Regions from separate parts of the Mus musculus genome. Here region 1 is linked to region 2. A link is a loop called in an ENCODE intact Hi-C map of the cell type or tissue named here. Cell type or tissue: heart. All regions are shown on one strand. Each heading gives the region's core, and the rest is flanking DNA. Links, peaks and the distances in the headings are about the cores only.

Evidence for each region. Hi-C counts contacts between places; a loop is a spot of excess contacts. Peaks named below come from ENCODE experiments on the same cell type or tissue, not always from the same donor. Only the 100,000 strongest peaks of a DNase experiment are listed, where the experiment ranks them.
Region 1: a loop joins it to region 2, with 2.2 times the contacts of the local background. A loop is called at or near these places in 3 of 42 quality-filtered maps.

Annotation. Positions count from the first base shown.
Region 1 is chr7:68,603,888-68,609,274 of GRCm38, forward strand. No RefSeq gene overlaps it. Among named protein-coding and RNA genes, the nearest start is that of Gm34549, 120 kb to the left of the region's middle. In heart, for the core only: no CTCF peak of the experiment used is centred there; a DNase peak (open chromatin) is centred at 2,594.
Region 2 is chr7:68,689,784-68,695,170 of GRCm38, forward strand. No RefSeq gene overlaps it. Among named protein-coding and RNA genes, the nearest start is that of Arrdc4, 57 kb to the right of the region's middle. In heart, for the core only: no CTCF peak of the experiment used is centred there; a DNase peak (open chromatin) is centred at 3,108.

The DNA.
Region 1 (5,387 bases), core at 136-5,135, 86 kb before region 2:
AAACTGTCATTGTCTTCTCATTATGGTCGGCAGAGCCAAGTTAATTAGAGAGGACCAATTCATTGTGAGGGGCAGAGAATTAGACTCAGTAGAATCAGGACTCAATGCAATGTGGTTGTAGCCACCTGTAATCTTTTACCCACTAAGAAGGACAGGCTATTCCCATCAAATATCCAGCATATGAACCCTGGTTCTAATTGAGGAATTTCTACCTCTTTCATGGGCCATATTGCAAGGCAGGGACCACAGGCTATAGAAAAACATAGCTCTAGCCCTTCACTTCCCCTGAGTTCTCTGTGACTAGGATCCCATCATTCATACCCACATGTGGCAGATCTTGGTGGATTTAGTGAAGGAAGGAGTAGGGACTCAATAGATTTCATACTAGTAAGCGTGGGCAGTGGCCATACAGGTTTTCAGGGCCACAGCAGGCTCCGGTAACAGCATATGTTCAGTGTCGGTGCATCCGCAGTCCAAGCCACAGTCTGAGCTGTAGTCGAAGAGGCTGTGCCGGATAGGGTTAGGCACGCTGAGTGCATGTGAACAAAGGGAACAAGGTGGGGAGGTTTTACAGCCTGCTGTTGTTGGCATAGCCTTCCATTCCACTCTACCTCAAGTCTTCGTGGAAGGCACCAGGAAAGAGGAATTCAAATTTGGATTGGTGATTTCCCTGTGCAATATGATAGAAATAGTTGAAGTAGAGAGTTAGAGTATAACCATACCCTTTAGTGAGAACCCTGACTGAAAGGAAGAAAAGGAAAATTTTCCATCCAGTAGGAAGAGCTGTGAAATCTCAATGGTCACCTGCTTGCATGAGGGGGAGCTTGACTTTAAAGCCTTCATCAGTTAGTGACTTTGGCTAGATGCTCAAGGTCATGGTAGATTGTGATATATATATATATATATATATATATATATATATATATATATATATATATATATGTGTGTGTGTGTGTGTGTGAGTGATATAGTTATATATAGCGTTAGAGACATAAACAGTGTAAGGGGATGGTGAGTGGTCCTTGGAGAAGAGGCGCAGGCATGGTGATATTGGCATCCACATGAAATCACTTAATGGCTTCTCCACTGCAGAAAGAAGAAATCAGTTAGGAGGGCACAAGGCCTCTTCTTCACTTAGTGGCTATGAATCTCCCAGCTGATCCAAAGTTCGCTCAGCGATTGCCTGAAGTCAGTGAATCACATAAGACAGACGAGTCAACAACATAGCTTTGCTCTCTTGTCAGATGGCTTGGTTATCATCACAGTTGCTCAGTGTGCAGCTGGAAGGAACAATGACAAGTCAAAAACCTTCATCCAGTTGTACACTGGGGAAGAATTAGATGGCCACTTGCTGATCCAGGATTGCTGGTGCAGAGGCCATGAGGGGATGTTCTTTACTGGCTTGCTTCCCCTGGCTTGCTCAGCCTGCTCACTTATAGAACCCAAGACTACCAGCCCAGAGATGGTTCCATCCACAAGGGGCCTTTTCCCCTTGATTACTAATTGAGAAAATGCCTTACAGTTGGATCTTGTGGAGGCATTTCCCCAACGGAATCTCCTTTCTCTGTGATAACGCCAGCTTGTGTCAAGTTGACACAAAACTAGCCAGTACAGGTGCTTCTAATTGTTCCTGAGAAATCTTCATTCTGACACCTCTGCTGACATATGTATGGATTTTTCACAACTTCTCAACTTAACAGCAGTTGAGTTTCTAACTTTTCAATGACATTATGACACCATCTAGTATTATCACAGACCCCAGAAGTGACCCCCAGTCTTTCCTCTCTGAGTATCCTCGCCTCCGATGCCAGTCACATGCTCCAGGTATAGGTTCTAAGGGTCTCGATCCTCCTGTCAGTCTCTACACTTTTCCTGACTATTGGAAAGAACCCCGGTTGTGTGATCAGATTTTGGTTGTATCTTGGAAAGTTGTAATTTAGTCACTGAGAAGTGACTTTGAACACAGGAGTTTCAAATTTGATTTTAAAAAATGAGCGTGTATTGAGGGGAGGGGGACTCCAGGCATTTCTGTCCACCCGACATCTTCAAGTCCTTTCCAAGCTTTGTAGTTCAAGATGAGAGGCAACAAACTCCCCAGCTATGGAAACCGAAGAACAGCTTCCCTGCCTATCTTTCCAGAATGGAGATCACCTGTGTGTAACCCTGGATATGACCAACAGATCCAGGACAGAGGTAACTCAGGAATGAGACTTGTAAGGAAGAAGGCAATGTATTAGAACTTAATTTAGCAAGTACAGTAGCTTTTGCAGTAGTTAACACAACTTCCAAAAGCAAAACCCCCACATACGTCTGAAGTGTCCTCTTCAAAGGCAGGGCATCCAGTTCTGACTGAGGTCTGCTCCACACTTCTCCATGGCTCCTTGCTGTGTAGACCCTTACGATGTCTCTTGAGCCCCTCATAGTCTTTTGATAGACTTTCTTATATTTTGCTTAAAGTAGGACATAAGTTTTGATTCTCATACCTCAAATCTTCCCTACTCCTGGAAGCCTACTGGCTGCCTGACAACAAAGCTTCCTTCCTGTGGAAACTCCTGGACCTCAGCTTCCTTGACATCCGCTTGGGGTTTCCCACACAGGAAACACTTGATATCTGTGCCAGGCAGGCAGGAGGACTAGTTGGTCACTGGCTCGGCCAGGGGAACAACAGGTCCAGGTCTACAAGGTCTTTCTTTTCCAGACTCCAGAGGATGGATGGGTCTAGTCAACAGCCTATGAGCCCAGTTCAGGTGCTTCTCTAGTGTGTTTGTGAACAGAAATATTTAACACCATGAGCAAGAGTGGGCACCGCTGGCCCTTCAGGCATGACAGGAAATTCTGAGCTCAGCGTGGCATCCTGCATATGCACAAGGGTTCTGAAGGAAGAAAGAATAAAAAGGATGAAGGCCCCCAAGAAAGAACAAGTATGCCTGAGATATCTGTTCCAGCAGGTGGATTGCTTCAAGATGAGGGTCTAGGGGAGATATCCACAGGAGTTCAAATGGACAGCACAGTATTTTGGCCATTGCAGACAAAGACATGATTTCTCTTTATTTCCATCTTTCCATTGCTGACAACTCTCTTCATTGTCTTAAATATGGATTGCCAGAGTCAATTAAATATGTGAAGGGAACAGTGCATATTTGGAGGGAAGTAATGATTGTTACACCTTAGAGTAGCTTAATGAATACATTAATAAATGATCTTTTGCTATGGTTTTCTCCTAATAGCCATCAAAATCTTTATAAACCTACAGCACAATACATAACATCTCGTTATGAGATTTGCTATTTTTTAAATCAATGCATACCTAAGTTATTTGTGTCAAAACTCATTTATTTGCACAATAACATGGACTGTCAAACCTGACATCCTGCTAATAACATCCAGTGAATTTGCATATTATTCAAATATTTCCTTTTATGAAACAGGGGATTTTGCTCACACCGCTCTGCTTGCCGGTGCAGCATGCATTTGCACATTAGCTCAGTTCACACCGCCAGAGAAGGGTTACCTGTGGCAACTAATTATGCCTTCCTTTATGCATATTAATGAGCCTTGTGAGCAGCCATTCTCTGTTCTGCAGTGAGGAGAAGCAATCCCAGCCTAAATGGGAAACCGATTACTAGGAATGCCAAAGTTGGAGAGCAATTTTTGATAATTTCCCATTTTTAACATCTCCAGATATTTTCATTTTTTTCTATTGCTTCTCTAACAAATTACTTCACACTTAGTGGCTTAAAAGAGCAGACTTATTATCTTACTGTTCTTGAGGTCAAAAGTCCTGGCTGAGTCTCCCTGGGTTCAAAGGAAGGTGTAGGCAAAGCATGCTCCTTTCTTAAAGCATAGCTGATTTCTCTCTGTCTTTCTCTTTGTCTTTGTCTGTCTCTGTCTCTCTCTGTCTGTCTGTCTCTCTCTCTCCCCATCCCCCGTCTCTCTCTTCTGCCTGGAAATTAGCTTCTTGAGGCTCATATTGTCCTCACACTTCCAAGCTGGGGAGGGACAATGACACTTTTTCAGACTGCTATGATTCACAGTTTATAGACCATAAGAATTTGTACTTTTAGGGGACATGGGGATTAGATCAGGCTTGTATGGATAATTCTAACACCTTGTTCACTTTAAGCTCCTTGGTTTTAACCACCCCTGCAAAGCTGACTTTACCAGCTCACACTCCCTGGATACGGATACAGAGGTGGATGTCATGGGAGGGGCATTATTCTGACTGCCACTCTAGATAAATCCAAGTCTGTTTGAAGGGACCAAAGAAAGTGTTGAGTGGGAGATAGAACTTTCCTCCTGGCTACTGCTCATCCTCTCTGCTTCCTCTCATTGGCTGTGTGTCTGCTTGTTGCTGTAGATTGTCTCCCTCATACTCTCTGCCCTCCCTTCACTCCCTCTATTCCTATTCCTTTCTCCTTTTAGTTTTCCTTTTTGTTTCTTTTCGTGTGTGAACTTGCATATGTAGAGGTCAGAGGACAACCATGGATATTATCCTCATCTCACACCGTATTTGAGGCAGAATCTTTTTGCTGTTTTTTTCCCTCTGATCTCCTAGCAGGAGCACTGGGATTATAGAGTTTTGAACTACCAAATCTGGTTTTATTTTGATGCTGGGGATTCAAGCTCAGATCCACAGGCTTGCTTGACAAACATTTTTACTGAAAACATTTTTACTGACTGAGAACCGGGCCATCACTCCAGCTCCTTTTTATTTTTTTTTCCTTATGCTCAAAAAACAATAACAATAACAACAATAATAGCAGCAGCAACAACAATAGCAACAACAATAGCAGTAGCAGCAGCAGCAACAATAACAACAATGACAACAACAATACACAATACCTTATTTGAACAGCATCTTTCCCTGGGTGTCCACTCTGTCCCTGTTTCTGCTTCATGTTACTGGTCTCTCATTTACGTTTTCCTCACTACTAGCAATAGCTCAGTTTTATTTCGGCCTAGCTATACCAACTGTCTTTATTTGTCCCAACAGAGACAAAGCAAGAGGACCGTAAAGCATGGGGGCATGCTATAGTTGCTTTGATGTCATCTCAGCCTGCCAAGGAAACACCCCACTCATCTGAAGAACCTCCCTTATAATCAGTCCATCATGGCTTCCGACATTTCTTAGTCTAAGACTATTCCTGAGCTTAATGAAGGAGAGATGGCAGTATGCAGTAATGAAAGGGCTAGAAGAAACCTGCATCTACAAGGAACATAGTTTGTGAATGTCTTACTCACCCCAGTTTCCCCACAGATCATTGAGAAGCAGTTCAGGCATCCATCTCCACCGAGTCCTATTGATAAAAGTCAACCAGTTGCCTGCTGGGGTCACCTGCTTTTCTAGATTCCATGTCCTACACCTCAAATCCTTCACAGATTTTTTT
Region 2 (5,387 bases), core at 224-5,223:
TGGGTTGATGTTTTGGGCAGAGGAAATGTCAAGATTGTTGAAGTAATGTTGAGTTTGTGGGGTGGTTATTATTGATAATACTTCTGCAGGTCTACAGTGAAAAAAGGCGAACGGAGCAGAAAGAAATAAGAAATGTACAATTTGTAGAGGAAAAGAACAGTAGGAACATTAATGTTGCAGCCACGTCTGTGGAGATAATTACAGATAAAGGACTCCTGATCTATACCGTAACAAACAAGAGGTGCCAATAAGAAAGACCTTGCCCAGATAAGCTTTCTACTACAGTGTTTTCTGCTCCTTGAAAGCAACTGGATAAAGGGGCTATTGCTAAATATGACTTAAGGAGGCTACTCTCCATCCTAAGCAAGCAGCTCAACTTGGCAGTGCCATCCATTTGCCGCTGACCTTAGAGACATGAAGTATAAAAGTGAAAGAGTCATGAATTCTTCCTCTGCAGTTTCAGGGAGCTGCTGGGACCTTGCAGTGAGTGGTAGGGGAGCCTCTAGGTGAAGACCCCCAAGAGAGGAAAAGGTTGTGAGAGGCTATTGCATGAAGATATGAAAGTAAAGCCTGTGTTACAGTGGAAGTCAGAAGACATTGGAAATGAGATAGACACCAAGGAGACCTGCAGGCATGGGATGGAACCAGACCAAAAGAGAGACGTGTGGTGTAAGCATCAAAGCTGAGGGTGCAGAACCATTTGGTCCCTTTGGAAGTAAAGATACTAGACATGAAGCTATAGGACTTGGTGTTTGTCTGCTGGTCTTTGGGCCAGTATCTTCTAACTGTATCCCAGTTCCTTCCTTTGAATGAGAAGTGTCATAGGTTCAGTGAGGATATTCGAATGATTAATCTCCAGTTGGTGACAGAGTTTGGAGAGGCTTAAGTGGTACCTAAGTACCTAGTAGCACCTACAGGAAGAAGTCCCTGGGCGTGGGCTCTGGCAATTCATAGACATACCCTATTAATTGTTTTCCATTTTGTCTTTGTGCTTGCACTTAACGATGTGATCCTGGTTTCCAGGACAACGGTTGGTCATTTGCTGCTGTGTCTTCTTGCGGTGATGGATTCTCACTCCCAGGAACGGCAAGCCAAAATAAACTCTTTACTCCTTAAGTTGCTTTCGGTCATGGCATCTCATGACAGCAGTATAAAGGCAACCGCTCTGGAAAGTGTTATACATTTGAGACTTGGAGGCTTGTTCTGATGGGCTCAGAGGAAGAAGAGAGTACAGGCCACAGAGCTCTTAATCCTTCACCCACACTTAGCTCAACAGCTCAAGATGTGAGAAAGATAAAATCAAGTCTCACATATATGGATATATATGCATATACATATCTCTTGTGGTTTTGTGTATATGTATATATAATATGTATGTGTATATATACATAAATGTATATACATTCATATGTATGTATGTGTGTATGTATGTATGTATGTATGTATGTATGTATGTATGAATATATGTATGTATGCACATTTGGATAGTGCCTAGAGGGACCAGTTGTATCAGGCATGGTGGCCAGATTCTGTAATTCACTTTCCACTGGGGATTCTAAGATTTCTGAGTTACACTGTTCAGTTCTTGGAGCTTCCTTCTAAGTGTCAAATATCCCTAACTATTAACACATTAACTATGTCCTGTGGACATTTCAGTTACTCAGCAATAAACTCAATGTATGTTGAACTTGAATACCATACACAGCACAGGTTAATATTTTTCTTTTTTTTTTCTTTCCTGAACTGAGCAAAAGAATGACTCAATCAGAATGGATTTGAATTTACGTACTGTTATATTGTGCTCTGAGGATTTTCCCAGCCAGAGAGAACAATGGAGACTTAGCTCATAAATGCTTATAATAGATGATCATTCTTTATACATACCAGTACAGGTTCCATAAAAATGGGTTGGGCTGATGTTGGCTTGATGTTGCAATCACCTTCTCTATGAAGCTTCTGTTTAGTACTTGGTGGTCAGAGGAAAGGAGCTGTATTTAAATAACTAGTGCATTCAACTCTAATCCTAGCTATTCCTCTCTGGTGCATATTCTGAGGGCAAGAAACTATTGATATATATTCTTGATCTACTTTGGAAAGGATATGAATGTCTTTTTAAAATAATTTTTAAAAATAAAAATATTTCCTTAAATAAAAGAGTGTAGTGATGTCTCACATTACTGTATGTCAAATTTTACTTCCTATTACACAAAAAATATACTTGGGGAACTAAGGTCAAGATTTTTTTCTATTTAATTGTAAGTGTTCATATGAAGACTCAGCACTAAGTGTGGTAGTGTGTGTGTATGTGTGTGTGTGTGTGTGTGTGTGTGTAGTCATGCATATGAAACAACACAGTCATAGAAATCAGAACACAAATTGTGAGAGTCAGTTCTCCTGTGCCACCTTCTGGGATACAGGGATCAATCTCAGATTCTTGGGCCTACGTATATCTGTACCCACTGATCAATGTTCCCAGCTCTCTTTCGTCTTTCTTAGCAAGGGATCACCTTTTTTTCTTTTTTAAAGAATGTTTTTCTTTGAGATGTCTGTAGAGCAAGTCCTGGAGACACAGACCTGTCATCCCAGGCACTTAGGAGACTGAGTCAGGAGAATCCTGAATTCAAGGCCTGCCTGGGTTATGCAGAGTGCTATCAAAAGCTATTTCAAGCAACTTAGTAAGGCTCTTGTTTCAAAATTAAAAATAGGAAAGCATTCCGGGGATATAGCTGAGATGTAGTATACTTGCCTGGTCTGTGGAAGGTCCTGAGCTAACCCCCATCAACCTCACCCCCTCACTCCTCCCCTGAAAATTATGTGGAACAACATAATATTATTATTATGGAGACAACTACCCAGGAAATAAGGATAAAGGGGAAAATAGGATTACATCAGTGGTTCCTGGCCACTCACTCCTTTCAGTTGCTGCTCTGTGCTGGCCCTATGAAGGGCCTGCTTCTCCCATTGTGGGTTTTCCCTCCAGCTGCAACCTAGATCCTTGAGAATGAAAGTGAAAATTCGGTATGTGCCCGACTATTTTCTCTCATTACTCTGTGATTTCCGTTTTACCTCTTATGAGTGTGACCAGTGGCTCTCCCTTCATTGTCCTCACAGAAAGAATGCTTTTTCAGATGCTTCCTGACTGAGCAGTCAGCTGATGCTCTGGAATTCCCCTGATATGTTCCCCCTTTTTTATGGGTGACCTCGATATGACCTCCTAGTGCACAAGTGCAACATGCAGAGGATGCTTGCTCTGTCCAGGAGATCTCAGGTCAACCAGGTCAATTGATGAACTGTGGCCTTGTTCTCTTTTTCTCTCTGTCTCTCTGTCTTTCTCTCTCTCTCCCTACACACATACACACACATACACACACACATACACACACATACACACACTCACACACACACATACACACACATACACACACTCACACACACACATACACACAGATACACACACATACACACACATGTACACACAGATACACACACACACATACACACACACACACACACCTTAACATGGAGACTGTTAGCGATTTTCCTTTTGCCTTTACACATAAAGCCCTTTTACCTGTGCAGCTTTGCTTCAAGTAGTCTCAAAGTCATTAGGCAGAGGTTAGATAAAACTAACGACATAGCTAGCTAAAAATCTCTCTTACATATCACAGCGCAGACTACTTATCCGACCTGAGATACAAATCTTATCAGAAAATGCAGCTTATAAGTCCATTATTTTCTACACTATCCCCTTTCCACTGTTCACTAAGTGACACACACTTTTGTTGTCTTCTTCCTGTGATGTGGATGTTGTTTAATTGCTGTTGGCCTGTTTTACAGGGAGAAATCAAGATGCCCTCTCATCATATTGTCCACTGATGTCTCACCACGAAGCCTGTGCCCCTCATTAATCTTGATGATTATAATAAAATGAACCCGTGACTTCTATTCAGGGACCACTCTCTGGGGTGTTTTAAAATCCATTTCCATAAAACAATCAGGAGAAGGTGGATGTAACTCAGTGCCCACTACTATCCTTTAAATGTTTCCAGTAAACCCAGCACTCAGGAGGCTGAGACAAGAGGACAGCCAGTTTGAGTCCAGCCTGGGCTACAATGCATAACCCAGGCTCCAAACATCACAAACAGATATAGTAAATATTTTTCTGAAAATAAGAATCTTTCTTTACAGGAAACAAACAAAACCAAATAAGAAGTGCAAAATAACAGCAGCAGAAGTTGGAGCTGATTAAAAGAAAAATCCCAATGATATGCAGAGAGCCTTCTTATTGCTGATGTGAGAAAAGCCAATGGAGATTCAGAAGAGAGCTAGTGTGTCCTTGGGCAGGGCCTAGGCTACCGTGGAAGCACAGGTAAATGGTATCTGAGATAAGCGTTTGTCATGTCACTAATGCTCAGAAAGGTTTTGCAGCCCAGTCTTCTCCCAGTTTGCAGAGATAAATGAACAAACATTTGCACCTCCTGTAAGTTCTAAGGTATTGGTCAGAGCGGCCTTGGCTCTGAGACTCCTAATCCATCTTGATGGTGCTATGTCCAGCCCATGAAGCGCTGTCTGCTGGACAGTGGGTCAGGACAACATCCCATTGCAACCCTCTGTTCCAGAGGAGGACAGTGTCCCATCATTGCACTTCTGATTCTGAGGGAAATGATGCTGTGAAATGAAGCAGGGAAGATTGAGCAATCAAGTCGCTGAGTCTTCCAGAGAACCTTCAGGACAGCGGCGAGAGTCCCCAGAACAGACATCTACTAGTGCTGATGGTGGGTGGGGGTGGAGGGATGAATACACGGTGTTAGCTTTGTGGATGACTCCTGTCACTATGCTGAGACAACAACACAAGGTGGATAGTGTCCTTGTCAGCCAAGGAATCTCTCAGAAGCTGAGAGTAAAGGATCTCCAGAGATGCTGGGAATTCTAAAAAGAGGTGTTTGGAGTGAAGACACAGTTTCAGACTGTCTTAGTGGGTGGAGCTTAAGGCAGGTGCCCGGTCAATTCTTGGAAAATGTACAGTAATGGGTAGGACGTCACTCATGTGATAGTCTGGACCTCTAGAAAGGGAGGCACAGTTTCAAACTGATTCATATATTCAGATTCATATATTCATAAAGCAATAGGTAAGTGCAGCACAACAAACCCCAGAGAGTCACAGGTGACCATCTTAGAGTTAACGTACAATAAGGGTTGTCTTTCAAGCCAGAGTGCAGTGTCACACTACCCCATGGGTAGTGTTGGAAGGAATCTGTTATCCAGACAAAAAAAGGTGAAAAGATCAACCACTCCCTCGTGCCTGTAAACAAAATTCTAGACAAATCACATGCTTAACAATTCCAACACCATAAAAACACCACGAGACAACCAGAACGTCTAACCTT